Regions from separate parts of the Homo sapiens genome. Here region 1 is linked to region 2. A link is an interaction called in ENCODE POLR2A ChIA-PET data of the cell type or tissue named here. Cell type or tissue: GM12878. All regions are shown on one strand. Each heading gives the region's core, and the rest is flanking DNA. Links, peaks and the distances in the headings are about the cores only. Region 1 holds the start of TXNRD2 (thioredoxin reductase 2). Region 2 holds the start of ZNF74 (zinc finger protein 74).

Evidence for each region. ChIA-PET counts read pairs that join two places held together with the same protein. Peaks named below come from ENCODE experiments on the same cell type or tissue, not always from the same donor. Only the 100,000 strongest peaks of a DNase experiment are listed, where the experiment ranks them.
Region 1: POLR2A ChIA-PET joins it to region 2 with 5 read pairs; 1 of 35 experiments calls an interaction of 5 or more read pairs at or near these places.

The regions. Positions count from the first base shown.
Region 1 is chr22:19,928,859-19,944,235 of GRCh38, forward strand. It overlaps TXNRD2 (thioredoxin reductase 2), which reads right to left and starts at 12,960. Exons shown (of 18, transcript NM_006440.5): 1 at 12,843-12,960; 2 at 2,172-2,240. The coding sequence starts at 12,945. It overlaps COMT (catechol-O-methyltransferase), which reads left to right and starts at 12,914. Exons shown (of 6, transcript NM_000754.4): 1 at 12,914-13,039. It overlaps LOC124905081 (endogenous retrovirus group K member 24 Gag polyprotein-like), which reads left to right and starts at 4,809. Exons shown (of 2, transcript XM_047441689.1): 1 at 4,809-4,872; 2 at 6,981-9,131. The coding sequence starts at 8,003. The coding sequence ends at 8,968. RefSeq lists enhancers at 11,538-12,108, 12,109-12,678, 13,432-13,601, 14,262-14,381, 14,960-15,377 and silencers at 12,732-12,901, 12,972-13,101, 13,112-13,161. In GM12878, for the core only: no CTCF peak of the experiment used is centred there; a DNase peak (open chromatin) is centred at 12,995; H3K4me3 peaks cover 2,420 bases; H3K27ac peaks cover 2,060 bases.
Region 2 is chr22:20,390,647-20,406,023 of GRCh38, forward strand. It overlaps ZNF74 (zinc finger protein 74), which reads left to right and starts at 3,505. Exons shown (of 5, transcript NM_003426.4): 1 at 3,505-4,016; 2 at 4,687-4,772; 3 at 9,986-10,112; 4 at 10,631-10,726; 5 at 14,731-15,377. The coding sequence starts at 3,983. RefSeq lists enhancers at 2,615-3,604, 3,006-3,075, 3,546-3,685, 14,384-14,553, 14,651-14,820 and cis regulatory regions at 14,469, 14,736. In GM12878, for the core only: no CTCF peak of the experiment used is centred there; DNase peaks (open chromatin) are centred at 3,405 and 6,168; H3K4me3 peaks cover 1,196 bases; H3K27ac peaks cover 1,051 bases.

The DNA of each region.
Region 1 (15,377 bases), core at 6,116-14,115, 460 kb before region 2:
AGCCAGGTGTGGTGGCAGGCGCCTGTAATCCTAGCTACTCAGGAGGCTGTGGCAGGAGAATCGCTTGAACCCAGAAGGCACAGGTTGCAGTGAGCCAAGATCTCACCACTGCACTCCAGCCTGGGTGACAAAGCAAGACTCGCTTGCAAAAAAAAAAAAGAGGTAGTTAAGTTAAAATGAGGCCATAGGCCGGGCGCGGTGGCTCACGCCTGTAATCCCAGCACTTTGGGAGGCCGAGGTGGGTGGATCATGAGGTCAGGAGATTGAGACCATCCTGGTTAACACAGTGAAACCCCGTCTCTACTAAAAATAAAAAAAATTAGCCGGGCGTGGTGGTGGGCGCCTGTAGTCCCAGCTACTCGGGAGGCTGAGACAGGAGAATGGCGTGAACCCGGGAGGCAGAGGTTGCAGTGAGCTGAGATCACACCACTGCACTCCAGCCTGGGCAACAGAGCGAGACTCCATCTCAAAAAAAAAAAAAAAAAAATTAGGCCATATACAGGTACAGTGGCCACACTTGTAATAGCATTTTGGGAGGCTAAGGCAGGAGGATGGCTTGAACCCAGGAGTTTGAGGTTGCAGTGAGCTGAGATCACGCCACTGCACTCCAGCCTGGGAGGCAGAACAAGACCCTGTCTCCAATAAAAAGCCAACAAAATAAGAGGGCATCCACCTGATCCATTAGGACAGGTACAGGTAGAGATTAGGACATAGACATGCACAGAGGGACGACAACTGCCATCTACAGCCCAACGGAGAGGCCTCAGAAGAAATCAGCCCTGCCCGCACCTGGATGATTTCTAGCCTCCAGAACTGAGAGACAATAAGCATGTGTTGTTTCAGCCGCCCAGTCTGTTATGGCAGTCTGTTTATTACGGCAGCCCTGGCAGACTAACGGGGTGGAGGACACACTCGCCAATCTTGACTGCGGTACTGGCTGCATGGACACATGCACACATAAGAATGATCAGGTTGCCCATTTTGATAGGTACAGTTCATCTCAAAAAAGCCACAAAACCACGTCATCCTCTGCAGGGAAATGCCACTCTCATGAAAGGCGGAGACATACCCAGGAGCTGTCCACATTCCGGATTAAAGGGGACTCAGGTCTCTGCAGCTGGTCACTCCCAGCATGGGAGTGAACGCACAGCCCAGGTGCCCGGTCTGCTAAAAGGAACAGCACTAGGCCTCGTGGCTGCCTGCGCCATCGTTTCTGGGAGTGGTTCTGAGAGTACAGTGTGGCACTGATCCTGGGTGCCTCTGCGGATCCCCAATAGGCCAGGAGACTTCCCAGGTTCCTACACACTCCCCGGCCCCCACAGAGCAAGAGTAGTGGATTTCTTTTACACCATGTATGCTTCTAGAGCCCAATACTGGACATCAGAGAAGCACAGCTTCAGGGCCAAAGTGCCCAGTTAACTCCCTCTCATTTCAGCCCCACCTCCCTCTCATCCCCTTCCCTCCCCATTCACCACAACTGCCCTCTTATCATTGTGTAGACATGGCCAGAGCAGACCAGGAACTCCTACAGCAGGGCACAGAGTCTGGCAAAGTGCTGGTGGCCTGTGCATCACGTGGGTTAGCAGAGAACTGCAAAGTGTCATCTCTGGACACCTCTGGGTCCAGCCCGTTCGCCCAACATCTTTACTCAATGGGTGCCAGGCCAAGTACAAGACTCACCCAGCAGAACTGACCATGGACCCTGGGGGAAGGCACCAGCACTAAGAACAAGGACAGGGACAAGCAGGAGGGTGCAGCTCCAGCCTCGCAGCTAGCCGGGCAGGGGCAGAGAGCAGGCAGGCAGGGTGACAGCCACAGTAAGGTGAAGGAGAGGACTGTCCAGAAGCACGTGAAGGAAAGTGGGGAGCCCACGGAGGGTGTGAGTGGTGGGAGCTGAGACTAGTCGGATTGGGGCTGTCACTGTGAGTAAAGCAGAAGAGCTGGAGGGCTGGAGCTGAGGAAGGCAGTTCAGCCATGAAGTGCCACGGCGGCCGCTGGGTACAGCAGACAGCTGGAGAGTGGCAGGGAACAAGCCACAACACAGAGGCCACTGGGGTGACCCCAGCAGGGAGGCAACGCATTTTGCTCATGGACGTTTTCTGGACAGCACCACCCTCTCTAGGGGCCCTAAAAGCTTCGAGGCCTTGCCACGAAGTATACAGAATACATACCCTCCTTGGCACAAGCCAGGCCACCAGATCCCCCGCCGACCACCAGGAGATCATAGTCCCGCTGACCTGCTGAGAGAAGGGATGAGAGGTGGGACGGACTGTCTGTCTGGTTAAACGTGGTACAGGATCAATTTTATCAGGATTGGACACTCCATTCTGTGATGGTCAGGGGTGACAAGACACCACACAACAGAGCAGAAAGAGTGACTCGATACACATAGTCTGTGCAAATCCAGAGACCAAGCCATATGGTGGTGAGGTTGGCCGTGGGCGTGTGTGATCATCTTTGCAAATCACACGCACACCATACCAACCACTCTGAACTCAAACCTCACCCAGTGTTCTCAGCCAGACACAGAACTAAGATATTTTCTTTTTTATTCTATTTATTTTTGAGACAGGATCTCACTCTGTCACCCAGAAGATTGTAGTCCACTGCCCTGCTTGGGGGAGGGATGAAAGGTGAGAAGGAACACGGTCAGCACAGGGCTGGGACATAGACCCGGAAGGGCCCCCACGACAGGGGCACAGTGGCACAATCACAGCTCACTGCAGCCTCTACCTCTTGGGCTCAAGTGATCCTCTAGCCTCAGCCTCCAGAATAGCTGGGACTACAAGCACCGATCACCACGTCCAGCTAAATTTTTTTGTTTTGTAGAGATGGGGTCTGGCTATGTTGCCCAGGCTGGTCTCAAACACCTGGCCTCAAGCAATCCTTCCACCTTGGCCTCCCAAGGTGCTAGAATTACAAGCATGAGCCACCAAGGTGGACTAAAACATTCTCAAGTCCACGTGCCTTTCAGTTGTGAAGGCTGCCCTCCGTCACAAGTGAGCAAGAATAAAAGCACAGGCTAGGGGCGGTAGCTCACGCCTGTAATCCCAGCACTTTTGGAGGCCAAGGCGGGTGGATCACAAGGTTAGGAGATCGAGACCATCCTGGCTAACACAGTGAAACCCCGTCTCTACTAAAAATACAAAAAAATTAGCCGGGCATGGTGGTGGGCGCCTGTAGTCCCAGCTACTCGGGAGGCTGAGGCAGGAGAATGGCGTGAACCCGGGAGGCGGAGCTTGCAGTGAGCGGATACCACGCCACTGCACTCCAGCCTGGGAGACAGAGTGAGACTCCGTCTCAAAAAAAAAAAAAAAAAAAAGAATAAAAGCACAAGCAGCCCCTGTCCCTCACAGCTGGCCAGTGCACACAGCCAGGGTCTTGGTGTGCCCAGCTGCAGTCAGCTAGGAGGGAAGCCACCCTGGGCACAGGGAGAGCTGCCTGGGCTCAGGTTTCATCCCTGGAATTCCTTTTGGGCTGGTTGTGGTGTCGCCTCACCTTGGTCCTCCATGGTGGCTCACTGCACATAGTGCCACTCTCAGCCTTTTTAGCCTGCAAAAGGTGTCATCGTGTCTACTCTGCAAGCTACTGGCGAGGAAGGCAGGCAAGGGGCAGCCAAAAAAGGGAGGGATGGAGAAGGGACTGGAGGGAGGAAGTAGAGAGGGGAAGTACACTGAACTGGGCCTGAGGTCCGGGACACCCAGCACCAGGCACCAGCCAACTCCCTGCTGAAGGAAGGAAGAAATAATAGCAAGTCATCAGTCTGCTGGGGTGAGGGCAGGGTGGGGACTGATGACAAGACTCTAGGGTATAAAACAAGTAGTGCCCTCAGCCCCTCTGCAGACACGAGCCTGCCCAGATGAGAAGCACCACCCTCCCAGAGCATCTGGAGCCGGTCGCTGCTTCAGACAAGGCCAAGAGGTTCCATGATCAGAGCAGGGTCTGTCATACAAGGCTGGGCAACCTGCCCAACACCTCCATCAGAGCCTAGCGTCTGCCATGAGAAGGCTGCACTTATCTTTGCAGCCACCTCCACCTTCCTAGGCAGGCAAGGCTGCAGAGAGTGTACTTGGAGTGTCATGTCTCTCCACACCCTGGCCCTGCAGATGCCCCACAGACAGGTCTAGAACATGCACTCCTAAAGGATACAAGAGCTGGAGCCTAGAGGAGCCCTGGCTCACAGCTGAGAAAGCTTGGGAAGCTGCATCCAGGCACTCAGGCCATGGCCTGCAGCGAGCCTGCCCCACAACCAAACCCACCCACTCTTTCACCTGGCAGCCAGCCTCTGAGTGCACGTGAGATGTGTGCGCACCTGCGGGAACTGACAGAGCCACAACTCGGTTCCAACAGCCAGTCCAAAGCACACTCAATTCCTAATTCAACTCAAGGGCTCTGGAAAGGCCTAAATTGTTGTAAATTATTCTAATGGCTTTAATATAAGTCTAGAGAACCAAGGACTGCTGGTCAGGGAGAAAATGCCACCAGGTCCCCCGGGGAGCATGAACCTGCTGATGGAGAAGCATCTCTCTCCTCCAGCTGCCTGGTAGCCGGAAGCTTTGCTCAGAACGTCCCTACCTTCCATGGCAGGTGCCTGTCCTTCTTGTTGCCATAGCAGGGCCCTTGTTAGGTCATCCTGCCCTGCAGCCTCGCACTGTGCCCCCTCTGTCTGCTATCAGGCAGGGTGAGCAGCTGTCTGTATGGATGTGCTTATCTTGGGCAGCTTGCTCGCCCCCTGTGCACACCCAGGAGCCCTCTCGGGCTGATAAACACTGGCATAGGGCAGTCGTTTGCAAGCATAGGAAATCTGCCTTTAAGCACTTGGAAGGGCTTGGGTAGCCTGCTGGGAAGGAAGGACCCCAAAGTACCTCAAAGGTGGGTAGGGCAGATGCTGTTCTGTGGGAGGAAGGGCTGGGTGGCAGGCGTTACCTGGGGACACACCACCTGTGCACTCCAGTGTCCTGGAGAACCTCATAACCTTGCCTTTCACCCACTTTAGCCAGGCATACCCTCTCCACCTGCAGGGCTTGGCCCCAGCAAGTGTCTGTCTTGCCTCTGCCTTCTGACATATTGTCCATTAATTTTCTGCTCCTCTTTGAACCCACTGCCTGGTACAGGCCAGCAAAGAGCAGGAGCCCAGAGCTCATAGCAAGGCCCAAGAGAATGCAGCACTGCACCAGTGAGGGCAAGTGGAAGGGTCCCCCAAAATGTGCACCCACAGGCAGGCTGGCCACCTCAGGGTGCCACCTCAGGGGCCCTCCTGTATGGCTGCTCTATCTAGAGCTCTTTCCTGGCAGCAGGTGTTGTCATTCTGGCTCCTGTTCAGGGGCTGCATCGCCCACCCACTCCAAGCCTGGGACAGTTCAGGTCTTCCTACTCTAAAAGGAGAAACTGCAGGGCCCACAGTCCCAGCTACTAGGGAGGCTGAGGCTGGAGGGTGAGTTGAACCCAGGAGTTCAAGGCTGCAGTGAGCTATGATAGCACCACTGCACTCCAGCCTGGTTAACAGAGTGAGACTCTGTCTCAGAAAAAAAAAAAAAAAAAAACTGCACCCCTAGTCTGGGTACAGTGGCTCACACCTGTGTTGCAGGAAGTCAGGAACCCCGAATGGAGGGACTGGCTGGAGCCGTGGCAGAGGAACATAAATAGTGAAGATTTCATTTCAATATGAACATTTATCAATTCCCAAGTAATACTTTTATACTTTTTTCTTTTTTTTTTTTTTGAGGCAGATTCTCTCTCTGTCGCCCAGGCTGGGGTGCAGTGGCACAATCTCAGCTCACTGCAAGCTCCGCCTCCTGGGTTCACACCATTCTCCTGTCTCAGCCTCCTGAGTAGCTGGGACTACAGGCACCCGCCACCACACCTGGCTAATTTTTTGTACTTTCAGGAGAGACAGGGTTTCACCATGTTAGCCAGGATGGTCTTGATCTCCTCACCTTGTGATATGGCTGCCTCGGCCTCTCAAAGTGCTAGGATTACAGGCATGAGCCACCGCGCCTGGGCCCCCAAGTAATACTTTTATAATTTCTTATGCCTGTCTTTATCTCTTAATCCTGTTATCTTCATAAGCTGATAATATACATCACCTCAGGACCACTGTGATAATTGTGTTAACTGTAGAAATTGATTGTAAAACGTGTGTTTGAACAATATGAAATCAGCGCACCTTGAAAAAGAACAGAATAACAGTGATTTTTAGGGAACGAAGACAACCATAAGGTCTGACTGCCTGTGGGGTCAGGCAAAAAGAGCCATATTTTTCTTCTTGCAGAGAGCTTATAAATGGACGTGCAAGTAGGAGAGATATCGCTAAATTCTTTTCCTAGCAAGGAATATTACTATTAAGACCCTGGAAAAGGAATGCATTCCTGGGGGGAGGTCTGTAAACGGCCACTCTGGGAGTGTCTGTCTTATGCGGTTGAGATAAGGACTGAAATACGCCCTGGTCTCCTGCAGTACCCTCAGGCTTATTAGGGTGGGGAAAAAACTCCGTCCTGGTAAATTTGTGGTCAGACTGGTTCTCTGCTCTTAAACCATGTTTTCCGTTGTTTAAGATGTTTATCAAGACAATATGTGCACAGCTGAACATAGACCCTTATCAGGAGTTCTGATTTTGCCCTTGTCCTGTTTCCTCAGAAGCATGTGATCTTTGCTCTGCCTTTTGCCCTTTGAAGCATGTGATCTTTGTGACCTACTCCCTATTGGCACAACCCCTCCCCTTTTAAAATCCTTAATAAAAACTTGCTGGTTTTGCGGCTCAGGTGGGCATCATGGTCCTACCGATACGTGATGTCACCCCCAGCAGCCCAGCTGTAAAATTCCTCTTTGTACTCTTTCTCTTCATTTCTCAGCCGGCTGACACTTACAGAAAATAGAAAGAACGTACGTTGAAATATTAGGGGCAGGTTCCCCCAATATCTGGCGCCCAACGTGGTTTTCTTTTTCCTAAGTGCATGTGGGAACCCGATTCCCTTTGGTAGGTGCGGAGAAATGTTCATCGGTCCAGTCCACAGAAATGCTTGTTTGGCTCCCCAACGATTGGTGAGTTGTCTGTGTATTCTCCGGGGTAACTATGGGTCACGCAGAGTCTAAACATTATGCTTATCTCTGCTATATTAAATTCCTGTTAAAATGGGGGAGTTCGGGTTCCCATGGAAAATATGGTCACCCTATTCAGGGCAGTGGAAGAACACTGTCCTTGGTTTCCTGAAAAGGGAACGTTAGATGTGGAACTATGGGATCATGTTGGTGCAAAATTCCGAGAACTGGTCCCAACAGGAAATTATGTTCCTGTCACTGTTTGGGGTGATTGGGCCTTGGTACGTGCCATCCTAATGACATACCAATCCCGTGACACCCTGCAGTTACCACAGTTTTCTGAATCTGGCCACCCTCTACCTCTTCCTCAGCTTTCCTCTCCCACTCGGCCTTCATTATCTGCTCAGCCCCTCCCTTTGCCTACTCCTCCCCCACCTGACGATACTGAGGATTCAATATCTAACTCCAGTGACTTTGGCTTAACATCACCCCCTGATGATCTTATTTCTTTTCACGAAGAGCCGACACTTGTAGCTCCTGCGGCCCCAACTCAGACAGCCCAGGACCATATCTATGCTAACTCTTCCCTCTCCAAACCTTTACAGTCTTTGCCTCCGGAGCCATCCAAACTACAATTTACCTGTAATTCTGCAGGCCCTCCCCCATCCACCACAGCCCCTCACCCTCCTATCATTTTGGTCCCTCAACCGGTCACTTTGCCATCCACTCAACCTGCTTCTCTGTACCCTTCTTCATGCAGGGACACCCCTGCCACTCTGGTTGTGCAGGACTGGGCCAGTAATCACCAGTATGCTTCTGCCTCTTCTGCTCCCCCAATGCCCCTTTCTCACACTCTTATACCAGTCCGACCCCGTCAATCTCAGTTTCTCTTATCTATACATACTTTTCCTGTCACTTCTATGCCGACTCTATCTCATGTGCCTGCTCTTGAAACTTTCATGCAATGCTTATTACGCCAAAACAAACAAGTAGATTAGAGGCGTGGGCTTATTCGGTCATGCTGGAACCTCCTAATGCTCAAGGGGTACAAGTGTGTCGATATACGCCGCTCAATCTTACCTTTTTAAAAGAATTCAAGGATGCTTGTACTCAGTATGTTCCTACTTCTCCATATGTTAAAACGGTATTACAGACTCTTTGTACCGAGGTCATTTTGCTTCCTATAGACTGCGACCTTTTGGCAAAAGCTGTTCTAACTCCATCTCAGCATTTACAATTCCATACCTGGTGGTCAGAGGAGGCCCGCCTGCAGGCTCAGCTAAATCGGGCTGATGGCATTCCAATTACTCAGGCTCAGCTCACAGGCTCCGATAATTACTCTGATACTACTGCTCATTTAGGCTTTGATGCTCTCACCACGGAACAAGTAACAAAGGTGTGTATGAGAGCTTGGGATAAATTACGCACCCCAGGCCAAGCTTCTGTTTCTTTTACTATTGTTAAACAGGGTCACAATGAATTATATCTTGATTTTTTAGCTAAATTACAAGATGCTGTTGAAAAATCTGTCTCTGATGAGCACACTCAAGGTATTCTTCTTCATATGTTAGCTTTTCAAAATGCGAACCATGAGTGTAAAATGGCCGTGCATTCCATCCTACGTCAAAATTTACCTGATCATGAGGTGTTGCCTGCATATATTAAAGCTTGTGAAGGCGTTGGATCGGAGACCCACAGAGCTATTCTGTGGGCACCGGCCATGAAGCACGGCAACCAAACTGGCTCGACTGATTCTTTTCTTGGAGCCTGCTATAATTGTGGCCAACTTGGTCATACCCAAAAAAACTACACTGTTAAAAACTTAAAAGCGGCCAAGCCGGCTCAACAAACACGGCCAAATGCTCCTGCTACTGTTTGCCTGCGTTGTCGTAAGGGTAAACATTGGGCAAGTACTTGCCACTCAGTCTGATATAGATGAAAATCCCTTGCCACAGAACCAGGGAAACAGGAAGCAAGGCCAGTCCCAGGCCCCAATATCAAATGGGACACCTCGGACTCAGACCAATGTTGTGTTTTTGCGTCAAGCAGTCCCAACGCAGCCCCCAGCACAAACAAATTTACCTACAGCCAATCCAGATGGGTCCCAGCCTCTTCTTCTGTCTCAGTACAATGCTTGTCTACCTCCACAGTAGGCAGCAGGGCGGTCGATCTCTGTAGTACCATTCCTCTAAATTTACTACCTAATTCTTTGCCTTTAATTGTCCCCATGGGGGTCACTGGCCCTTTACCTCAAGGTTCGGTGGGCCTGGTGTTAGGCAGGGCATCCACCTCATGATACTAAAGGTATCATAGTTCATACTAGTCTCATTAATTCTGATTCCTCTGATGAGATTAAACTTATGTAAACTTATGGTGTCTGCCAAAGTTCCTGTTTCCATTCCGGCCAGTGAGTCAATTGCTCAATTACTTTTACTACCTAACATTGTTTTAAACAAAGGAGATAAGACATGGGGCCCTGGGATGGGCTCCAGCGGTGAAAAAGCCGCTTATTGGATTAATGTAATTTCTAAACAATGGCCTACCTGCACCATACACATTCAAGGAAAAAAGGTTGAGGGCCTAGTTGATACTGGGGCTGATGTTTCTATTATTTCCTCTAATTTATGGCCTTCCTCCTGGCTTAAACATCCCACTAACATGAAACTAGAAGGTGTTAGAAAAGCTGAAGAAGTTCACCAGAGCACATTTATCTTGGCTTGCACTGGCCCTGATGGTCAAAAGGGAACAATTCAGCCTTATATCATGCCCATCCCCATTAATCTTCGGGGCAGAGATTTGCTGGCACAAATTGGGGCTGAAATTAATATTCCACATAACTTTTACAGTGCTCCCAGTCAACATATAATGGAAAACATGGGGTTTGTTTCCAGACTCGGTCTCGGTCCAAAACGTGAAAAAATTACTAAACCTCTTCAAGTTACTGTAAAAGAAGACAAGGCTGGTTTAAAAGCATAATTTAACTACTCCCCACTCCCAATTATATTTAGCATTGTTTAAGCTTTCTAAATGTTCCTAAAAACAATACTCTGACTGCAGCTAAATGCCATTATACAGGCAAAAAATTCTCCCTAAACGAAGGCAAGCCAGTGTCATGGAAAAACTCCCAAACCAATACCTGGGAACCTGGAACAATTATAACGTGGGGAAGAGGGTATGCTTGTGTTTTACCAGGAGATCGTCAATCCCGTCTGGGTGCCCACTAGGAGACTTAAACTTCGTGTGAATACTGACAATAAAAACCACGAGGAAGAGACGTTCGCGTCAGAGACTGCCCTCATACCTGATGAGATCTGTACCGACTCCTCAGAAACTGGCATGCCAAATCAAAATGGGTCTGGTTCAATCCTCCCTAATGGCAATGTAAACCCCTCTAACTAATCCCACTTCTCCTAATTATCTTTTTCTCCTTACGAACCTAAAAATCTCACCATTTCTATTAGCCTGAAAATAACATCCCTCTGTTCTTCTCTTCCTCCTTCAGCACTGGATCTCACTTACAATAGGTTTTATTTAATAATTATCTTCCTTACACTTTCTGTCTCACCAGTTTCCCCTTAAACTGATTTACCTGCTACACAAAATTATTCTTATTGGGCTTATGTGCCTTTTCCTCCACTTATTCGACCTCTCACCTGGATGGATGCTCCTGCAGAAATCTATACTAACGATAGTGTGTGGATGCCTGGAACTACAGATGACCGTTGCACCGCTCAGCCAGGAGAAGGCACTGCATTTAATGTTACTATGGGTTATAAATACCCTCCTCTGTGCCTTGGACATGCACCTGGTTGTATCCATCTAGAAGCTCAAGTCTGGGCTGCTTGTCTTCCAGAGAGATTAGCTATAGGGAAATGGGGACATTTGGTCTCTGGCCTCTCCCTTTCTCCTTTAAGACAAATAAAAAGAGGAGTAATAGGAGATACCCCATACTTTCAATATAAACCTGTAGGAAAACCATATCCTAAAAATTTTGAGGGCCCATCTAAAACTTCAATTTGGGAATGATTGTGTTAACTCACATGCAGTAGTATTAAAAAATGACTCGGCTGGGCGCAGTGGCTCATGCCTGTAATCCCAGCACTTTGGGAGGCCAAGGCAGGTGGATCATGAGGTCAGGAGATTGAGACCATCCTGGCTAATACAGTGAAATCCCGTCTCTACTAAAAATACAAAAAAAATTAGCCAGGCGTGGTGGCAGATGCCTGTAGTCCCAGCTACTCGGGAGGCTGAGGCAGGAGAATGGCGTGAACCCGGGAGGCGGAGCTTGCAGTGAGCTGAGATCGCACCACTGTACTCCAGCTTGGGCGACAGAGCAAGACACTGTCTCAAAAAAAAAAAAAAAAAAAAAACCCCAAAAAAACAACTCATATGGTTTAGTAACAGACTGGGCACGAAAGGGCTATTTAAAAAACAGTTGCTCCTCTGGCGGAAAGGAATGCCTGGAGACTACTTATTTTATTTCTTACTGGGAGGACCAGGATCATCATCCTATTTTGCATAGAAGGTTCAGTTTGTTCTTTCCCTTAAAATAGGAAGATAAGGGCATTATCCCCCTAAGTCTCGTATGATATTCCCCATTCTGAGTCCAGAATACCTAGAAATTTGGAATTTGGCTATTGCCGTGTCTGGACTGTGAGTATGGGAAGGGGAAGCTTTTCTGTCTGTTGTCCCCACTACCGCCCCTCACATCCGTGATTCTGAACCCCATGATAAATGCCCTTTGAACCTTTTTCCTCCTTTTGATGCCGAATCCCCTTTTATGGGACTCCGCCAGCACGGGTGCATTTAACCTTCCTGAGCTTGCCCACCTGACGCATGCAGCCAAGAAGCTTTGAAAGATGGAGTGCCCTGGCTGAGGGTTCCAGGTCTCAGCAAGGCCACGAGGTGGTGACTGCCTCCCAGAACTCTGTTGGGCCACCCTCCGTCCTGGAGACCCCCAAAACCTCCATAGCACCAACTCTGCCCATTCACACACACAGTCAGCCCTCCCTCCCGAGTCCACCGCGGGCAGAGGGCCAGCCACCATGCCTCCCATAGCCGCCATCCCTGGGAAGGAGCCCTGACCCCGTCCTTACACCCCTCTACACTCACTGCCTGTGGGGAGAGCTGCTCGCTGTCACAAGCATCCAGGGGGCTGGGTCGAGGGGCCCCCTGCATGGTGGGGGACCATGTTGTCGTGCATGGAATGAAACTGGCCACACATAACAGATATGGTGGCGCTCTGGTCGGATCTAGGGGAGTCTGTCCTACAGGATGAGGCTTGAACTGTCCTGAGTGACCAGACACCCAGCCTCTGCTTCGAGTGCTCAGTTATGATTATTGTCCTGATTTAGTTAACTGTTCTTCAGGGGCTCCAGGAGGACGAGTGTGTATCCTCCCATTGCTCTGTGCAGCCTCTAACCTCTAGAGTCTAGGGGTCTGGGGAGAAGTTGGGAAGTCTGGCCAGTGGGGCCGGTGCCTGGTGACCTCGGGAGGTGGGATATCATCATCTTCAGAACTGTAGTTGTTACTGGGATACCAGCTCTGGGAGACCACAGGTGCAGTCAGCACAGCAGGACCTTAGACAAGGCACCCAGCCCCAGTTTCCCCACCTGGGAAGGGGGCTACTTGTGGCTAGAAGCAGCCCGGACTCCTGAGCAAGACTAGACCAAGAGGCCGGTATGTGGACACCCCCGCGTGGGCACCCCCACGGGGACACCCTGGCCACCGCCGCGCGGACACCCTCACGAGGACACCCCGGCCGCGCGGACACCTACCGCGGGGACGCCCCGACCCCATCCTACCTGCTGCGCCCCGCGCCGCGCCCCGCACCCCGCCCGCCACGGCCTGCGTCCGCCACCGGAAGCGCCCTCCTAATCCCCGCAGCGCCACCGCCATTGCCGCCATCGTCGTGGGGCTTCTGGGGCAGCTAGGGCTGCCCGCCGCGCTGCCTGCGCCGGACCGGGGCGGGTCCAGTCCCGGGCGGGCCGTCGCGGGAGAGGTGAGAGCGCTGGCTAGACCGGGGCCGAATGCGGCCGGATTCGGGGCGGGGGCCTTCAGACCTAGGGTGGAACACTGGGATAGGGTGTGGGGAATTCGGACCGCTGTGAAGTGATCTGACGTTGGGTGGGAGTCTCCGGACTTGGGGTGGGGAATCTGGATGGGAACTGGGGAATTCGGACCTTGGGTGGGGATCTTTGGACCGGGGTGGGGTCCCCAGACTCCTTGTGGAAAGCTGAGGTTGAAGATCTGTGCTGTGATGAGGGGCTCCAGATAGCGGTGAGAGATCCCGCTTCAAGACTGGGTTGGGGGTCCAGACCAGGAGGATAAGCCTCTCCCTGGAGTAGGGCTTGACCTGGTGAGGGTGTGGTAGAGTCACAGGGGAGGGTCCCACTTGGTCCTTGGGCTGGGATCAGACTCTCAGAGCTGGAGAGTTGCAGGAGGCCTGGGGGAGGGTCTGTGGAGCCCCAGACTCAGAGGGCCTTGGTGACTTCTCCAACAGGCTCCCTGTTGGAGGCCTTGGGGTACCCCAGGGCCTTTCCCTGCAAGAGAGAGGCTGCTCCACCAGGAAGGGGCCCAGGACTCCCCAGGGTCGGGGGGATGTGTGGTGTGCAGGACCACGTGGGAATGTTAGAGAAAGGGGAAGTCACTCCGGGCCTGCCCTGCTAACAGACCTGCTTTTTGGATTTTTCCAGCCAGGGATTTTTGTGTCCTGTTGCTTTTTATTGTTTAAAGTGACCCTCCAAGCCTGAGGGACCGTAGGAGCTGCCCTGCAGAGCCCAGTGAGACACTAGTTAATGCAGAAAAAACAGATTTTACTTGGTAACTACTGACAACATGAGAAAAAGCTGGCTCCATGCTGATTTGTCTAGATGTGCCTGGAGTTTAAAGGGAGAGTGAGGGAGTGGGAAGGGGTGGGGACTCAGTAGAGTTAGGGAAACAGAAAATCACCAAAACTGGGAAGGGAGGGTTGGCCCCTGTGAAACCAACTGATCTGGGTTTGCCACTGGGGCTTACCGAAGTCAGGCCCCCAACCTCCCACAGAGACTGGGAGACAGGGGCCCCATCCTCAGGTGTTGGCTGGAACACACAGGAAATTCTTGTGGCAGCCTTGAACTTCTCAGGCAGGCACTTTAGAGGGGGCTAGGATCGTTCTGGGAATGTGGCCTTGAGCTGTTAGGAGCTATGTTAGTGTTCGTTCCAGCCTAGATAGGCCAGGGTGAGGCCCAGTGGAGAAGGGGACTCTAAGGAGCCTGGCTGGAGTGTGGGGAGGGAGGGTCTTTGTCAGCACTCCCCCTGTGCAAGAAGAGCAGAGACCTGCTTCTTTCCTCTCAACAGTCCCCGTCCATTTTCTGTTCTGTGTTGTGTTCATAAACTACCAGCGGGACCATCTGTTGAGACTTGGTAGCAAAGGATTTTTGCTGGATGATGCAAGCAGTCAAGCATTTAATGAGGAAACAAAAATAACAGGCCAGGCACAGTGGCTCATGTCTGTAATCCCAGCACTTTTGGAGGCCGAGGAGGATCACTTGAGGCCAGGAGTTTGAAACAAGCCTGGGCAACATAAAGACCCCATCTCTACAAAAAATTTAAAAATTAGCCCGGCGTGGTGGCATGGGCCTATAGTTCCAGCTACTTGGGAGGCTGAGGTGAAAAGATCGTTTGAGCCTGGGAGGCGGAGGCTGCCATGAGCCATGATCTTGCCTCTATACTCCAGCCTGAGCAACAGAGAGCCCCTATCTTTAAAAAAAAAAAATAATAATAAAATAAAAAAATAAAAAGAAAGAAAGAAATAAAAACAAAGATGAATGGAGCTGTTGATAAACCCAGTTTTTGAGCCTACAGGGCAGCAGTTGAGGTTTCTGGCCGTTGGGCCCTAACAAGGCCAGCAGGGGCACTCAGGGACTTCCTGGTGTGTGGTGTGAAGTCTGTGATGATGGCATAGGCATTGGTATCCCAGTTGTGGTTACTTTCTGGAGAGAGCATGTGGCATGCAGGAGCTGGAGGGGGGGTCTTCCTGGGCGGCCTGTGTAGCAGCAGCTCCAGGCACAAAGGCTGCCCCTGGAGAATCTGTTGTGGTTCTGAGTTCTTTCAAGTTTATATCAAGTTTTCCGGCTTCAGTCTGCAGGGCTGTTTTTTTCAGATCCTGGGGGCAAAGGGCAGCTACAAGACCACCTGAGTCCCAATAGGGATTTGAGTTCTTGGTGACACCAAGTCAGGGAGGAGACAAATTAGAAATGTCAGTCTGAAGAGAGTGGTAGGTAGCCAGATACTGAAGGAAAGTAGATGGGAGGATTTGGTAAGGGCTGACGTGTAGGAAGGCAGTGACAGTCCAAGTG
Region 2 (15,377 bases), core at 3,012-11,011:
TACAGCCCCACAAATGAAAAGAGGTGCATACCATCTCACAACAAACTAGAACTTTGAGAGAACCACACACACACACAGGTCTACAAATTCACCTGAACAAGACGCCGTCCATAGTCACTGGCGTAAGGCATCTACTCACTATCACACAGAACACACTCAGGCAAGCAGACATAGATGATACATCCACAATCTACAGAGATGAACTGCAGAGTTACATGCACAGATATGCCAGTCATACATTCAGATCTGTGTAAACAGTGAGGCACACACACACATACACATGTGCACTTATACAGAAAGACTCAGACCCAGCCAGGCATGGTGGCTCAGGCCTGTAATCCTAGCACTTTGGGAGGTCGAGGCGGGTGGATCACGAGGTCAAGAGATTGAGACCATCCTGGCTAACATGGTGAAACCCCATCTCTACTAAAATTACAAAAAAATTAGCCGGGTGTGATGGCGGGCACCTGTAGTCCCAGCTACTCAGAAGGCAGAGATTGCAGTGAGCTGAGATTGCGCCACTGCACTCCAGCCTGGACAACAGAGCGCGACTCCATCTCAAAAACAAAAAAAGAAAGACTCAGACCTGACCTGTTAGTCAACAGCCAGATGCCAACAGATAATCACATTAGACTCATCAGCAAGCACACCGTGCACACAAGTTCCACTCCCATGTACAGGTTCCTGTCCCATGTACACAAGCCTGCACACAAACACGTATCCAGACTCCAGAACTGTTGAGACAGTGCCCACATACACACTCATAGAGTCACCTGTGCACAGGTGCACGTACACATTGTTTCACAGAGGCACACCAGGACAGAAACACATAAGAAATGTGAGGCAAAAGCGGACCCACACCTACACCTGTAAGATACACAGAGAAACAAACACATACACAAACTTACACATAGACTCATGCACTGTGTAATCAACAGTTCTATACCCCACCAAGGCTCTTGTCCTGGTGTGTCCAGAATTGGTGGGTTCTTGGTTTCACTGACTTCAAGAATGAAGCCACAGACCCTCGTGGTGAGTGTCACAGTTCTTAAACGCAGCGTGCGCGGAGTTTCTTCCTTCTGGTGCGTTCGTGGTCTCGCTAGCTTCAGAAGTGAAGCTACAGACCTTCGCAGTGTTAACAGCTCATAAAGGCAGCGTGGACCCAAAGAGCTAGACACAAAAGTTCTCCACGTCCCCACTAGATTAGCTAGATACAGAGTGTCCACTGGTGCATTCACAAACCCTGAGCTAGACACAGAGTGCTGATTGGTGCATTTACAAACCTTGGGCTAGATACAGAGTGCCAATTGGTGTATTTACAATCCCTTAGCTAGACATAAAGGTTCTCCAAGTCCCCACCAGAGTAGCTAGATACAGTGTTGATTGATGCATTCACAAACCCTGAGCTAGACACAGAGTGCTGATTGGTGTGTTTACAAACCTTGAGCTAGATACAGAGTGCCGATTGGTGTATTTTCAACCCCTTAGCTAGACATAAAGGTTCTCCAAGTCCCCAGCAGAGTAGCTAGATACAGTGTCGATTGATGCATTCACAAACCCTGAGCTAGACACAGGGTGCTGATTGGTGTGTTTACAAACCTTAAGCTAGACACAGAGTGCCCACTGGTGTATTTACAATCCCTTAGCTAGACATAAAGGTTCTCCAAGTCCCCACCAGACTCAGAAGCCCAGCTGGCTTCACCCAGTGGATCCCGCACCGGGGCCGCAGGTGGAGCTGCCTTCCAGTCCCGCGCCGTGCGCCCGCACTCCTCAGCCCTTGGGTGGTCGATGGGACTGGGCGCCGTGGAGCAGGGGGCGGCGCTTGTCGGGGAGGCTTGGGCCGCGCAGGAGCCCACGGCGGTGGGTAGGCTCAGGCATGGCGGGCTGCAGGTCCCGAGCCCTGCCCCGCGGGGAGGCAACGAAGGCCCGGCGAGAAGTCGAGCACAGCAGCTGCTGGCCCAGGTGCTAAGCCCCTCACTGCCCGGGTCCGGCTGGCAGCTCCGAGTGCGGGGCCCGCTGAGCCCACGCCCACCCGGAACTCGTGCTGGCCCGCAAGCGCTGCGCGCAGTCCCGGTTCCCGCCCGCGCCTCTCCCTCCACACCTCTCGGCAAGCTGAGGGAGCCGGCTCCGGCCGCAGCCAGCCCAGGAAGGGGCTCCCACAGTGCAGCGGTGGGCTGAAGGGCTCCTCAAGCGCGGCCAGAGTGGGCGCCAAGGCCGACTAGGCGCCGAGAGCGAGCAAGGGCTGTGAGGACTGCCAGCACGCTGTCCCCTCTCACTGGGTTGCTATTAAAAATGGGCGCTGAATATAAAAATTAACCGGGCGTGGTGGTGCATGTCTGTAAGTCCCAGCTACTCCGGAGGCTGAGGTGGGAGAATAGTTTGAGCCCGAGAGACTGAGGCTACGGTGAGCCGTGATTGTGCAACTGCACTCCAGCCTGGGCGACAGAGTGAGACCCAGTCTCAAAACAAAATCAAACACGGGCGCTGCCCTGGGCAGGGGAGGTCTGGGCACAGCTGTGCTGATGTGGGCAGTGGACAGGTGTCACGTGAGAGCCTGTGGCCAAGCCTAAGCTGCGGTTAAGGTGGGAGGCTGAAGGGTTTGGAGTGTGCACCACCCCGGACCACCTCTCAGTAGGAATGTGGCAATGCACTTCGGTGCTGGATTCCTACTTCTGGCTGTGTGATTTGCGACACGTTACCCCACGCACCTGTACCACAACTTCCTCATCTCCCAAATGGGATGACAGTAGTTAGCAAACCTCCCTGGACTGCTGTGAGCATTCTGCCAGAAAAATGTACTCCAAGCTCTTGAAGTAGGCCTGGCGTTTGGTTGGTGCTCAGTACATATTCAATGTTTCTGTCGCTGGCGTCATCACTGTGTTCATGGCAGAGCTCTGTGCCGCCAGGACTGGGCCGCCACCCAGACCTTCCTTTCCCGCCCCAGGGGTGAACTGTGGACAGGACCCTCTGGGGGGACTAGGCCAAGGCTCTCCCACCTCTGGGGACCCGCGCCCATGGGCCTCAGATATGTGGCTCGAGAAGGGGGAGTGGGGGCAGGGCCCCTGGAAAACCCCTCGAGGCCAGACCCACCACTCCCAATATCCGTAAGACCAGGGGCTTGAGTCTTTCCTGCAGACAGATGTGGGCAGGAACCCACCCGACTCCCAGCTACGTGGGGACGTGGACGAACTAACAGGACAAATTCTAGTTCCTGGACACCGCCCTCCCAGTATCCTCGCAATTAGACACCCATGCAGCGGCACTACACTGATCCGCACACGGAGATACACAGCGACATCCGCCCGCAAGAGCATGGTGGGTGCCGGAGCTCCCGGCTGTGGGCCCAGGAACTACATTTCCTAGAAGGATGTGCTAGATACTCGTTCGCGTCGGGACGCAAGCACCGGCCCGAACTCGCTCTAGGAAATGGAGTCTGACGCCTGCGCGGCGCAAACGCTCCCGGGAGGTGTAGTTTGCGCCTATTTCGCGCAGGCGCGCTTTCCCGCAGCGGCCGCCTGCTGCTCTTTGTGGCAGTCGCAGTCCTTTTGTGGGAGTCCGGTCTGTCCACTTGCCGGTCCCTCAGACCGTCGGCGGTCTCTGTCCGCTTCGGGACCTGTCCGCTGGTCGCTCCGCGTCCGATGGCTCCTGGCCGCGGAACCTTAGGCCTGGCCCTGGTCTCCGAGCGCGGGTTCGCCGGGAGGAGCGTGTGGCGGGGGTGTGCCGGGGCGTGAGTGCGCCGAGCATGGGGCTGAGCCTGGTGTGGGGAGTGGGTATCTGCGGAGCCGGCCTGAACCCCACCTCAGCCGGGCGCGGGGAGGGGGCTCCGTGCGTGTGATCGTGCAGCTGTGAGCGCGTGGCCGCCCCGCGGGGCTCCGCTGCAGGCCCCTCAGCCCCAGGAGCAGTACTCGCTCTTCAGGGCCTGCCCTGGATCCTGGAGGCTACACAGCTGCCCACTCCTCCTGGGGAGGCTGCCGTGGAGGCCATGGAGATCCCTGCCCCGGAGCCCGAGAAGACAGGTACAGCTTCACTCTTGTAGTCAGTATGTCTGTGGATTTGCACTTGAGGATATTGACACTCAGAGAGATCAGGCCAGTTTCCCAGAAGCATCCAGCATCTTTTTTTTTTTTTTTAAATGGAATCTCACTCTGTCACCCAGGCGGGAGTGGTGCAATGGCTTGATCTCCGCTCACTGCAACCTCTGCTTCCCGGGTTCAAACTATTCTCCCGCCTCAACCTCCCAAGTAGTTGGGATTGCAGGCGCGCGCCACCACGCCCGGCTAATGTTTGTATTTTTAGTAGAGACGGGGTTTTGCCATGTTTCCCAGGCTGGTCTTAAGCTCAAGCGATCCGCCCGCCTCGGCCTCCCAAAGTGCTGGGATTACAGGCGTGAGCCATCGCTCCTGGCCTCCTGCTTCTTTCTTCCCCGCGCCCAATCATTTGTTCCCACTCAGACGTGCTTGATTGGGGGTAGCAGCTCTTTTCGTCATGAATTGGAGTGTCTGAGACACAGGCAGATTATTCCTCGATGCTGTTTCTGTTGGTGCTAGCTACTGGGGCTCGTTCCCCACCTGGCCTTGCTGGCAGGTTCTGCCTCCTCTCTGATTCTCACTTGTGCCACGACAGGTGGGCTTTAAGCTCAGCCGTGAGCCTGGTAGCCGTGACCTTGACTCATTTCTCCTTCGCCAGCTCTTTCCTCTCAGGATCCTGCTCTTTCCCTGAAAGAGAATCTCGAGGATATATCGGGTTGGGGTCTTCCCGAAGCCAGGTCCAAGGTGAGTGGCTGTGTGTTCTTCCTTCTTTATGAAGAGGGTTGGCACATTCCCTCCCCAGCCCTGGATCGTCAGCCTTCCACAGACCTTCACCCGGGTACCTGCTGGCCAGTCCTCAGGAAGCTCTGGGCAGTGGGAACAGCTCCAAGTGAAGAGTCCAGATGTTGCCCGAGGTGTGCCCTCGAGATGTGCTCTATTGAATGTCTCGCCCAGTCCAATTCAGTGGGTCAGTTGCTGGGGATCTCTCTGCCCAGCGCTGTGCTGGGAGCTCTGAGGAGTGGTTTTAGTGGAATCTGAGAAAGTAGTTGACGGCTCACATGGGGTCGCTTTGCCTATCCACGTGCTGGCCAGGGGTTGGTGCAGGATGTTTGCACGGTTGGTTTACTGGGACTGGAATCAGACAGGGGCACGTGGAGCAGCTCAGGAAGGGCTGGATTGCAGCACTTGGTTAAGAGTGGCGGTAGGGGACACATCCCTGTGTGCTTTCCTCTGTACCCAGCCCCTGGCATGGGGCCTTCATGGAGAGTCCTGGAGATTTAGAGAATCTGGGGGCTCAGCAAGGAATTGGCCCTGGGAACTTCTGCAGCCAAATGGGACCCAGATCCCTCCTTTTACAGACTGTGAACTCTGTTCCTCATTTTGTTTTTCTACCGCAACCACCTCACCCCATGGTTGTATTTAGAAGGGTGCAGTTGACAAAGAGAGCACAGTAGAGTGAAAGATGTGGAGGAATAAGGGGTCTTTGGGTTTTTGTTTTTTTTTTAGCATTTTGTGATTTTGTCAGTCTGCCACTCAAAAGAGGTGATGGCAGATTATAGCCAGCTAGAAACAGCTGCAAAACGTGTATTGTGAGCTGTGCCTCACTTCTGTAGTGTGTCACAATGCTTTATAGTCCTCAAGAAACTTGACAGTCAAATGCAATGCATGTTCCTTGCTTAGGGGATAGATCCAAAAAAATTGATAAAGGGCAGTTTGGGACAAGAGGAAATTTGAAAATGGGCTGTATCTTAGGTCATATTGTATCAATATGAAATTTATTGCATGTGATAATAGTACTGTGATTATGTAAGAGAATATCCACAGGAGATACAAGCTGAAGACTGTAGAGTGAGACATCATGATGTCTGCAACTTACCTTCAAATGGTTCAGCAAAAAAAAATGTGTGTGCATGTATGTATGTCTGTATGTGTCTGTGCAGCTCCGTCTAGGTGGTAGGGCCCTCATGCATGTGTTATTCCTATTCCTAAAATATTAGCTTGTTAGATCTTTGAATAACCAGTTGACTCTCCTGAGTACACATCAGCTTTGGCATTTTCTCTTGACAGTCTCATTCTCACTCACAGTTCAAGTTGTTCTGTCTCCTGGGACATCTTGTGTGGTCTGTTCTGACTTCTCTGCTAGTGTCATTACCACATCAGCATCTGATTCCAATGCATACTGTCTGGGTTTTTTATTCCTTTCCCTGCAGAATGATGACACATTAGACATGGACTTCTCCCAGTGGCCAGAAATACCCATCAAAAAGGCCTGTGCGGGCCTCAGACCCTACCCTACTCTTGCTGGTTTTGCTCCCCACACTGAAGCCATGTAGCCTCTGACAGCCTCACTGGCCAACACCATATTCTGATACCTGTGGAGCTATTTTTTTGTTTTTCTTTCTTTTTCTTTTTTTTTTTTTGAGACAGAGTCTTGCTCTGTCGCCCAGGCTGGAGTGCAGTGGCACAATCATAGCTCACTGCAGCCTTCAACTCCTGGGCTCAAGCAAATCCCCCACCTCGGCCTCCTAAGTAGTTGGGACCAACGTGTGTGCCCCCACACCTGGCTTGGAGCCTTGTTTCAGCCCATTTTCTCCTTCCCTCGGCTATCGTCATCCTTCATGCCTGCATGCCTCAGTTAGGGGTGTGTTCTCAGCATTTGTCCTCATCTCTACCTCCTCATCTGAAATCCAGTGTTTTGGGGGGTAAGGTTTTATTGAGGTGTAATTTATATACAGCACAGTTGTACAATTTTAAGTATACAATTTGATGAGGTTGAGCAAACGTATACAGTTGTGTAACCAGCACCACAATCATGATATGGGACGTTTCCATGACCCAAAAATGTCCTCATGCCCCTGTGCATTCAGTGGTCTCCCCTCTCCCCTTGGTAACCACTATAGTTTTGCTGTAGATTTTCCTCTTTAAGGATTTCATATGGAATTTATATTATGTGGTCTTTTGTCTCTGCTTTATTTCGCTTAGCATATGCTTTTGAGTTTATCCATATTGTTGTGTGAATCAGTAGTTTGTTCCTTTTTATTGGTGAGTAATATTCCATTTGTATTAGTCTGCTAGGGTTGCCATACAAAGTATGGCAGGAGGGCTTAAATGACAGAAATGTATTTCCTCACAGTTCCAGAGGCAAGAAATCTGAAATCAAGGTGTCAGCAGGGTTGATTTCTTCTGAGGCTTCTCCTTGGCTTGTAGATGGCCACCTTTTCCCCGCATCTTCACATGGTCTTACCTCTTCTATGTCTGTGTCCAAATTTCCTCTTCTTATGAGGACACCAGTTATATTGGATCAAGGCCCACTGCATTGAATTCATTTTAACTGAATTACTTCTTTAAAGAACCTCTCTCCAGGCCGGGTGCAGTGGCTCACGCCTGTAACCCCAGCATTTTGGGAGGCTGAGGTGGGTGGAACACTTGAGGTCAGGAGTTCAAGACCAGCCGGCCAACATGGTGAAACCCTGTCTCTACTAAAAATACAAAAATTTAGCTGGGCGTTAGTTCTCGCCTGTAGTCCTAGCTACTCAGGAGGCTGAGGCAGGAGAATCTCTTGAACCCAGGAGGCAGAGGTTGCAGTGAGCTGAGATTGCACCACTGTACTCCAGCCTGGGTGACAGAGTGAGACCATGTCTCAAAAAAAAAAAAAAAAAAAAAAAACCTCTCTCGGAGTTACCAAGCATTGAGACATAAGAATTTGAGGTGAGGGGTATACATTTCATCCCATTGCTCCATTGGATGGAGCAAACTGCTCCGCAGTTTGCTTATCCATTCACCAGCCGATGGACATTTAGGTTACTCATAGGCTTTTGCTATTACAAATAAACCCGCTATAAATATTTGAGTACACGTATGGCTGTGCATTTTAATTTCTCTTGCATAAATACCTAGGTGTGAAATTGCTGAGCCATATAGTAAATATATGTTTGTCAATTTTATTGATCTTTTCAAAAAACAATTTTTTTGTTTTATTGATTTTTCTCTATTTTCTGTTTTCCATTTCAGAGATTTCTGATCCTTATTATCTCCTTGGTGTCTTAAGATTGAAACTTACTTTACTTACTTTAGTGTCTTAAGATTGAAACATAGATATTGATTTGATACCTTTTTTCCTCATATAGCATTCAGCGTTGTAAATTTCTAAGCACTGCCTCAACTATATCCTACAACTTTTGTTATGTCACATTTTCACTTTTATTCAGCTCAAAATAGCTTCTAATTTCCCTAGTGATGTATTCTTCAGCCATATGTTATTTCAGAATGTGTTGTTTCATTTCCTAATATTTAGGGCATTTTCCAGATAACTTTCTATTATGGATTTCTGATTTAATTCTATTGTCATCAAAGAATGAACTTTGTGTGATTTAAAGTCTTTCAAGTCTACCAAGATTTATTTTATTTCCCAGAGTGTGGTTTATCTTGGTAAATGTTCCACATGCCCTTGAAAAAATATGTATTATGCCTTTGTTGGTTAGAGTGTTATGTAAATATCAGTTAAGTCAAGTTGAATGATGGTGTTTTTTAATTGTTCTGTCAGTTTTTGCATTATGTATTTTGAAGCTCTTTTAGTAGATACATTTATATTTAGGATTGCTATGAGTTCTTAATGAATTAACTGTTTTATCATTATGTAATATTCTCTTTGTCTCTGATAGTCCTCTCTCTGAAATCTACTTTGCTATTACTATAGGCACTTGAGCTTTTTTTTTTTAAATTAGTATTTGCAGGGTTTATCTTTTTCTATCCTATCACTTTTAACCTATCTTTGTATGTAAAGTGGGTTTCTGTAGCTTGCTTTTTGAATTCAGTTTGACAATCTCCACCTTTTAATTGGAGTGTTTAAACTATTCGCATTTAGTGTAATTATTAATATGGTTGGATTTACATGTCCTTTTTTTTTTTTTCTTTTGACAGAGTTTGGCTCTTGTCACCCAGGCTGGAGTGCAGTGGCGCAATCTTGGCTCACTGCAACCTCCACCTCTTGGGTTCAAGCAATTCTCCTGACCTCAGGTGATCTGCCACCTTGGCCTCCCAAGTGCTGGGATTATAGGCGTGAGCCACCCCACCCGGCCTTGCTATTAGTTTTCTATGTCTTATGTCTTTTTTGTTTCTCATTTCCTCCCTTAATGACTTCTTTTGAGGTAAACACATACTGTTCTAATATACTCTTAATTCCTCTGATTTCATTAATATTTTTCACCTTTTAGTTATTTGATTGGATGCTGGACATTGTGAATTTTACTTTGTTGAGTAGGTTTTTGGAATTCCTTGTTTCTGGGATTTGTTCTGGGATGCAGTGAAATTACTTGGCATCTATTTGATCCTTTCAAGGATCAAAGCAAGTCTGGAGTTGGGTGGTGGCCAGGATGCCCAGGCCCAGGGGGAGCAGGCAGGAAGGATTGGAAGGCAGTCAGGTGAGGACTGCAGGTAGCCTCTCTTAGTCCCTTGGGGCACAGAACTTGCTGATATATACAAGGTTTCCTTCCTTAGAGTGTAATAACAGTTTCTAGTCTGGGATCGGATCCTTTTGCGTTACTGAGCTTTGAATAGAGTTGCTGGGATTTTTGTACTATTAATATTCTCTCAAATTTTTAAGTTTGAAATTCTTGACTCCAGGAAGCATAGCATCTCACCCAGGACTTAGAGCCTGATACAACAGCCATGTACAGCCCCTGGGTCCCACCGCAAGTTGCCAGGGCCCTGTGGTGTCTATTCAGACCTGCTTTCCCAATCTAGAAGGTGGTGTGGGAATGCATGCCAATTCCCAGCCCCCCTCCCTGCCCCTGGTCCCCGAATTCAGTCATGGTCAGTGTCTACAGCACAACCTTCTGGCATGGGAGAAGGTCACCTGAGGTTAACCCTTTACTTGTAGGGTCCTTAATCAATCTCTGGCTCCTTTGGAACCATGGACACAGAATCAGTCCTGGGTGAGAACCTATATGTCATTTCAGGAATCGGTGAGTTTCAAGGATGTGGCTGTGGACTTCACCCAGGAGGAGTGGGGTCAACTAGACTCCCCTCAGAGGGCCTTGTACCGGGATGTGATGTTGGAGAACTACCAGAACCTTCTTGCCCTAGGTAAAATCCCCCCAGCCCCAGGCTGGGCGTCGGCTGTCAGCCTTCTTCTACATGGTAGATATTAAGGAGAATCCCTTCAGTGCCGGCCCTGGTGCCAGATATATCATGGGGTGGGAAGCAAGGCCTGTGCCTTGGGGCACTCATGGCCAGGGGCCTCGGCCACGCCAGAAGTCCCCAAGGGACAGCGTGGGAGCTGGTAGCATCCTTGCTTGGTGTTTCCCCTGGTCCTGGGATAGGGGCAGGGAGAGAAGAGAAGAAGGTGGGACCCTGGAGCCCAGCTGGCTCTGGAACAGTCCTCAAGCAATGAAGTAAGGACGTCAGCACACGTGGGGTCTTCAGAGTATACACTGGGATTTGGGTTCCAGTCTGAGACCCTCACTGCTTTTGGCCCAGAGGACCTCCTGTTCCCAGAGAGGGTGTCCACTTCACAGGCATTGTCCTTGTTAGGGGGCGGCCTGTAAGGTCGACTGGGCCTGGAGAGCTGCAGCATGCCCAGCCCACTTTCTCTCCACGAGCAGGACCTCCACTGCACAAGCCAGATGTGATCTCTCATCTGGAACGAGGCGAGGAGCCATGGAGCATGCAGAGGGAAGTCCCCAGAGGGCCCTGTCCAGGTGAGCAGAGGCACAGGTGGAAGGGTGCCAGCCCCAGCACCCCTGGTGGCACCTCCTCCTATGGCCCCTATTTTCCTCCCTCAGTTTGCCCCGGCTCCATCTCCCCTTTTCAGGTCCCCCGCCAGACCCTCCTGCCTGCCTCCCTTCAGCACGTACTGAGCACTGCCTGTGTGCTGAGACCTGTTCTGGGATACAACAGGGAACAAACCTGGCCACTGGGACCAAATGGTCACCTGCTGATGGGGATGGGGAGGCAGGAATAGAAATATTGAGCCATTGGTGTTGGCTGGGCAGCCGGGGGTGTGGGATTGGGGGCAGGGGGCCACCAGGGAAGGGGCAGCTGGCGTTGGTCAGTGTCAGGGTCAGCATGAGCATCAGCATCAGGGCCAGCGTCAGCGTCAGGGTCAGAGCCAGCATCAGTGTCAGGGCCAGCGTGAGCATCAGCATCAGGGCCAGTGTGAGCATCAGTGTCAGGGCCATCATCAGCGTCAGGGTCAGAGTCAGCATCAGCATTAGGGTCAGCATCAGCGTCAGGGTCAGGGTCAACGTCAGCGAGGGCTTCCAGGCTGTGGCCAAGATGGCAGCCCTCCGTAAGGGAAAGGGGACTGGGGTGGGTGTTGAGCAGAAGGTAGTCTGCTTTTCTTCTCCAACATTCTTTTTGTAGACTTCTCTTCTGAGTTGGTTGATAAATAAGTGGTAAATTCGGCTTAATTTATTGGACAGTGACTGCTGAGCATGTTAGGTGTCTAGAAAGCTCGAGAAACACCTTTCTGTGGGAAAGGCAGCCGATAAGCTGTGGAGCACAGAACACGGGGGTCGGGGAAGGCAGCCCCTCCTCCATCCCCCTCCACTGCCACATACCACCCAGCCCCAACCTGCAACAGTGGCTGCAGCCCCAGCTTTCTGGTCTTTATTTCTCACCCCAGCCTCTGATGCTTGCTTTGTCCTCTTTAACAAGATTACAGGTTTCAAAAAATTCATATTTTTGTTTGATTCATATATGAATATACTGAAAATGAGGCTGAAAGGTTACTGAAATCCTGCATAATCTTTCCACCCAGAGATGACGGTTCTCTAATAACTGACCATGTCACTGATTCCTCTGGGCCCTTCCTCTGTGTGCGGATAGACTTCTAAAGCTACATGTGGCCAGGCGTGATGGCTCACACCTGTAATCCCAACACTTTGGGAGGCCGAGGCAGGCAGATCACCTGAGGTCAGGAGTTCGAGACCAGCCTGACCAACATAGAGAAACCCTGTCTCTACTAAAATTACAAAATTAGCTGGGCATGGTGGTGCATGCCTGTAATCCCAGCTACTTGGGAGGCTGAGGCAGGAGAATCGCTTGAACCCAGGAGGCAGAGGTTGCGGTGAGCTGAGATCGTGCCATTGCACTCCAGTCTGGGTAACAAGAGTGAAATTCCATCTCAAAAAAAAAAAAAAAAAAAAATTAGCTGGGCGTGGTGGTGAGCACCTGTAATCCCAGCTACTCTGGAGGCTTAGGCAGGAGAATTGCTTGAACCCGGGAGGCAGAGGTTGCAGTGAGCCATGATCGCACCATTGCACTCCAGCCTGTGTGACAGAGCTAAACTCCATCTCAAACAAATAAATAAATAAAGCCTTATGCACCCTCGGAAGCACAGCACTCACGCCGGAGTCTGGCTACCACACTGGCCATGGCATAGTGAGCGTCCTCACGTGATGTTTACTGATTGCACAGTATCCCTTAGATGAATGTGCCCTGCTGTGTTGTTGGCCCTATTGCTGCCAAAACAACTTTTTTCTGGCCTGGGCCTCTTCTCTCTGCTCTGTGCAACTTCCCTAGACTCTTACCTCTCACTTGGTGTGGATGTGGTCTACACTATAGCAACACCAGCTGAGCTGCAGCCCTGTGTCACTGACCATCTCGTGGGCCTCTGCTTGCATGTCTAAAACCAGACTTGGAACTGGCCCTTCCTCCTCCTTTATAAAAGCTTCCACCATCCACCCAGGCTTGGGTGTTTGCTGAGGTCTCATCCTCTCCCCCATTTCCTCTCTTGCCACCTTCAGTCAACAGCTAGGGCCATCAGTTTTAGCACCTAAATGGCTCTTAGATCTGCTGCTTCCTGTTCATTTTCACAGCCTTGGTTCCAGTCTGAAGTTGCCATTTTTCACCTGAATTATTCAGATGGCCTCCCTAACTGGCCTCCCTAACTGCTGGCTCCAACCACCTTACACACCACCAAAGCCACCTTCAAGACAAACCATTATGCCAGGCACAGGGACTCACACATCTAATCCCAGCACTTTGGGAGGCCAAGGCAGGAGGACCACTTGAGCCCAGGAGTTGGAGGCTGCAGCGAGCTGTGATTGCACCCCTGCACTGCAGCCTGGACAACAGAGCGAGACTGTGTCCCCGCCCTCTGCTTCCCCCGCCCCCCGTCAAGACACCATATGATCACATCACCCTCTGTGCAAAAGGCCTTTCTTCCCCGGCTGCCCTCTGAGTCAGGCATCTGGTCACCTCGAACCCATCCACCTTGCCAGGGTCACCTCTCAGCCTTCCTGCCTCTGCGTGTCTTGTCTTCATCTTACTGTCTCACCTCTGAGCTTCTGCACATGCTGTTCACTCTCCACCTGGCTACCTGCCATGTGTGCCATGGCCAGTTCCACTTGCCCTGCTCTTCTGCATGTGTTGGGGCCACAGGCAGCACCACCATGCAGCTCTGCCCGCTGCACTAGACTGCTCCCTTTTAAGCCTGGGGAGGACAGAATTAGAAATAAAATCTCCTGCCAGCTCAGAAAACCTTGCTATAGAGATAGAAAAGAAAGAAAGCCTTCTTATTGAATAAGTGTTTAACCAGATGTGGTGTACAGGAGAGAAAGAAACCTCCCCCTTTGACAGAGGAGACACATCCAACCCAGCACACAGGGCAACTGTCTTCACCTAAAGGAAGAGTACAGCTTTTTGGGTTTTGTTTGTTTGTTTGTTTTTTGAGACAGGGTATCCCTCTATTGCCCAGGCTGGGGTGCGGTTGCATGATCATAGCTCGAAGCCTCAACCTCCCTAGGCTCAGGTGATCCTCCCACCTCAGCCTCCTGAGTAGCTGGGACTATAGACAGGTACCATCATTCCTGGCTAATTTTGTATTTTTTGTAGAGGGGTCTCACTGTGTTACCCAGGCTGGTCTTGATCTGGGCTCAAGTGATCCGCCACCTTGACCTCCCAAAGTGCTGGGATTACAGGTATGAGCCACCGCGCCCAGCCTCTTGTAGCTTTTTGACAAGCAGGAAGTTACATCTTGGACTCGACTCTTGGACTAGGCTCATTTTGCTTCTGAAAAGGTTTGCATGCGTCTCGAGACAGAGAAAGCATTTGCAATTCCCAGTGTTCTAAAGGGAAGCGCTGGGGTGTGGGGAGCCCTTTTTTCCTTTTGGCACCACAGACAATTTTTAATTCATTTGTTAGTCCTAGCTACTCGGGAGGCTGAGGCCGGAGAATGGCGTGAACCTGGGAGGCGGAGCTTGCAGTGAGCCGAGATCGCGCCACTGCACTCCGGCCTGGGCGACAGAGCGAGACTCGGTCTCAAAACAAACAAACAAACAAAAAACATGTATTTGTCCTGTGTATTGCGAGCACCTGCCATGGTATTGATACAGAGCAGTCGGTCAGCCGACGTGTCCGTGAATGAGTGTAATCCTCATCAACAGCTCCCAAGCTTGCCCCTTTCTCAGCCCCCTTGGTGCTTGTAGCTGTTCCTTCCGGGATTCCTTTGGCTTCTCCGCCTCTCCCGGTCTTTGCTCTCTGGTAGCTCCTTCCGTGTTCTTCCTCTCCCTTCTTCCCGCTCTTGCTTGCCCATCTCATCCTGGGCGCTCCCTTCTCTCTGCCTGCACCTTCCAGCCTTGGCCCTGGTGGCCTCTCCTCTCTTTTCTGGGCTTATCTGCATCTCCAGGCCAATTCTCAAATCTGAATTCTAGGCCAGGTTTCCGCTTGCTCACAGAAAATCATTTTCAATATCTTACAGAATGGGAGCTGAAGGCGGTGCCCTCTCAACAGCAGGGCATTTGCAAAGAAGAACCGGCCCAGGAGCCCATCATGGAGCGGCCCCTCGGCGGGGCGCAGGCGTGGGGGCGCCAGGCAGGTGCTCTGCAGAGGAGTCAGGCTGCGCCCTGGGCGCCCGCACCTGCCATGGTCTGGGACGTCCCTGTAGAGGAATTCCCCCTCAGGTGTCCCCTCTTCGCCCAGCAACGCGTTCCCGAGGGGGGACCCTTGCTGGACACACGCAAGAACGTCCAGGCCACTGAGGGCAGAACCAAGGCCCCCGCGAGACTGTGTGCAGGGGAAAACGCCTCCACGCCAAGTGAGCCAGAAAAGTTCCCCCAGGTGCGCCGGCAGCGCGGGGCGGGCGCCGGGGAGGGCGAGTTCGTGTGCGGCGAGTGCGGGAAGGCGTTCCGCCAGAGCTCCTCCCTCACGCTGCACCGGCGCTGGCACAGCCGGGAGAAGGCTTACAAGTGCGATGAATGCGGCAAGGCCTTCACCTGGAGCACCAACCTTCTGGAGCACCGGCGCATCCACACCGGCGAGAAGCCCTTCTTCTGCGGCGAGTGCGGGAAGGCCTTCAGCTGCCACTCGTCCCTCAACGTGCACCAGCGCATCCACACGGGCGAGCGG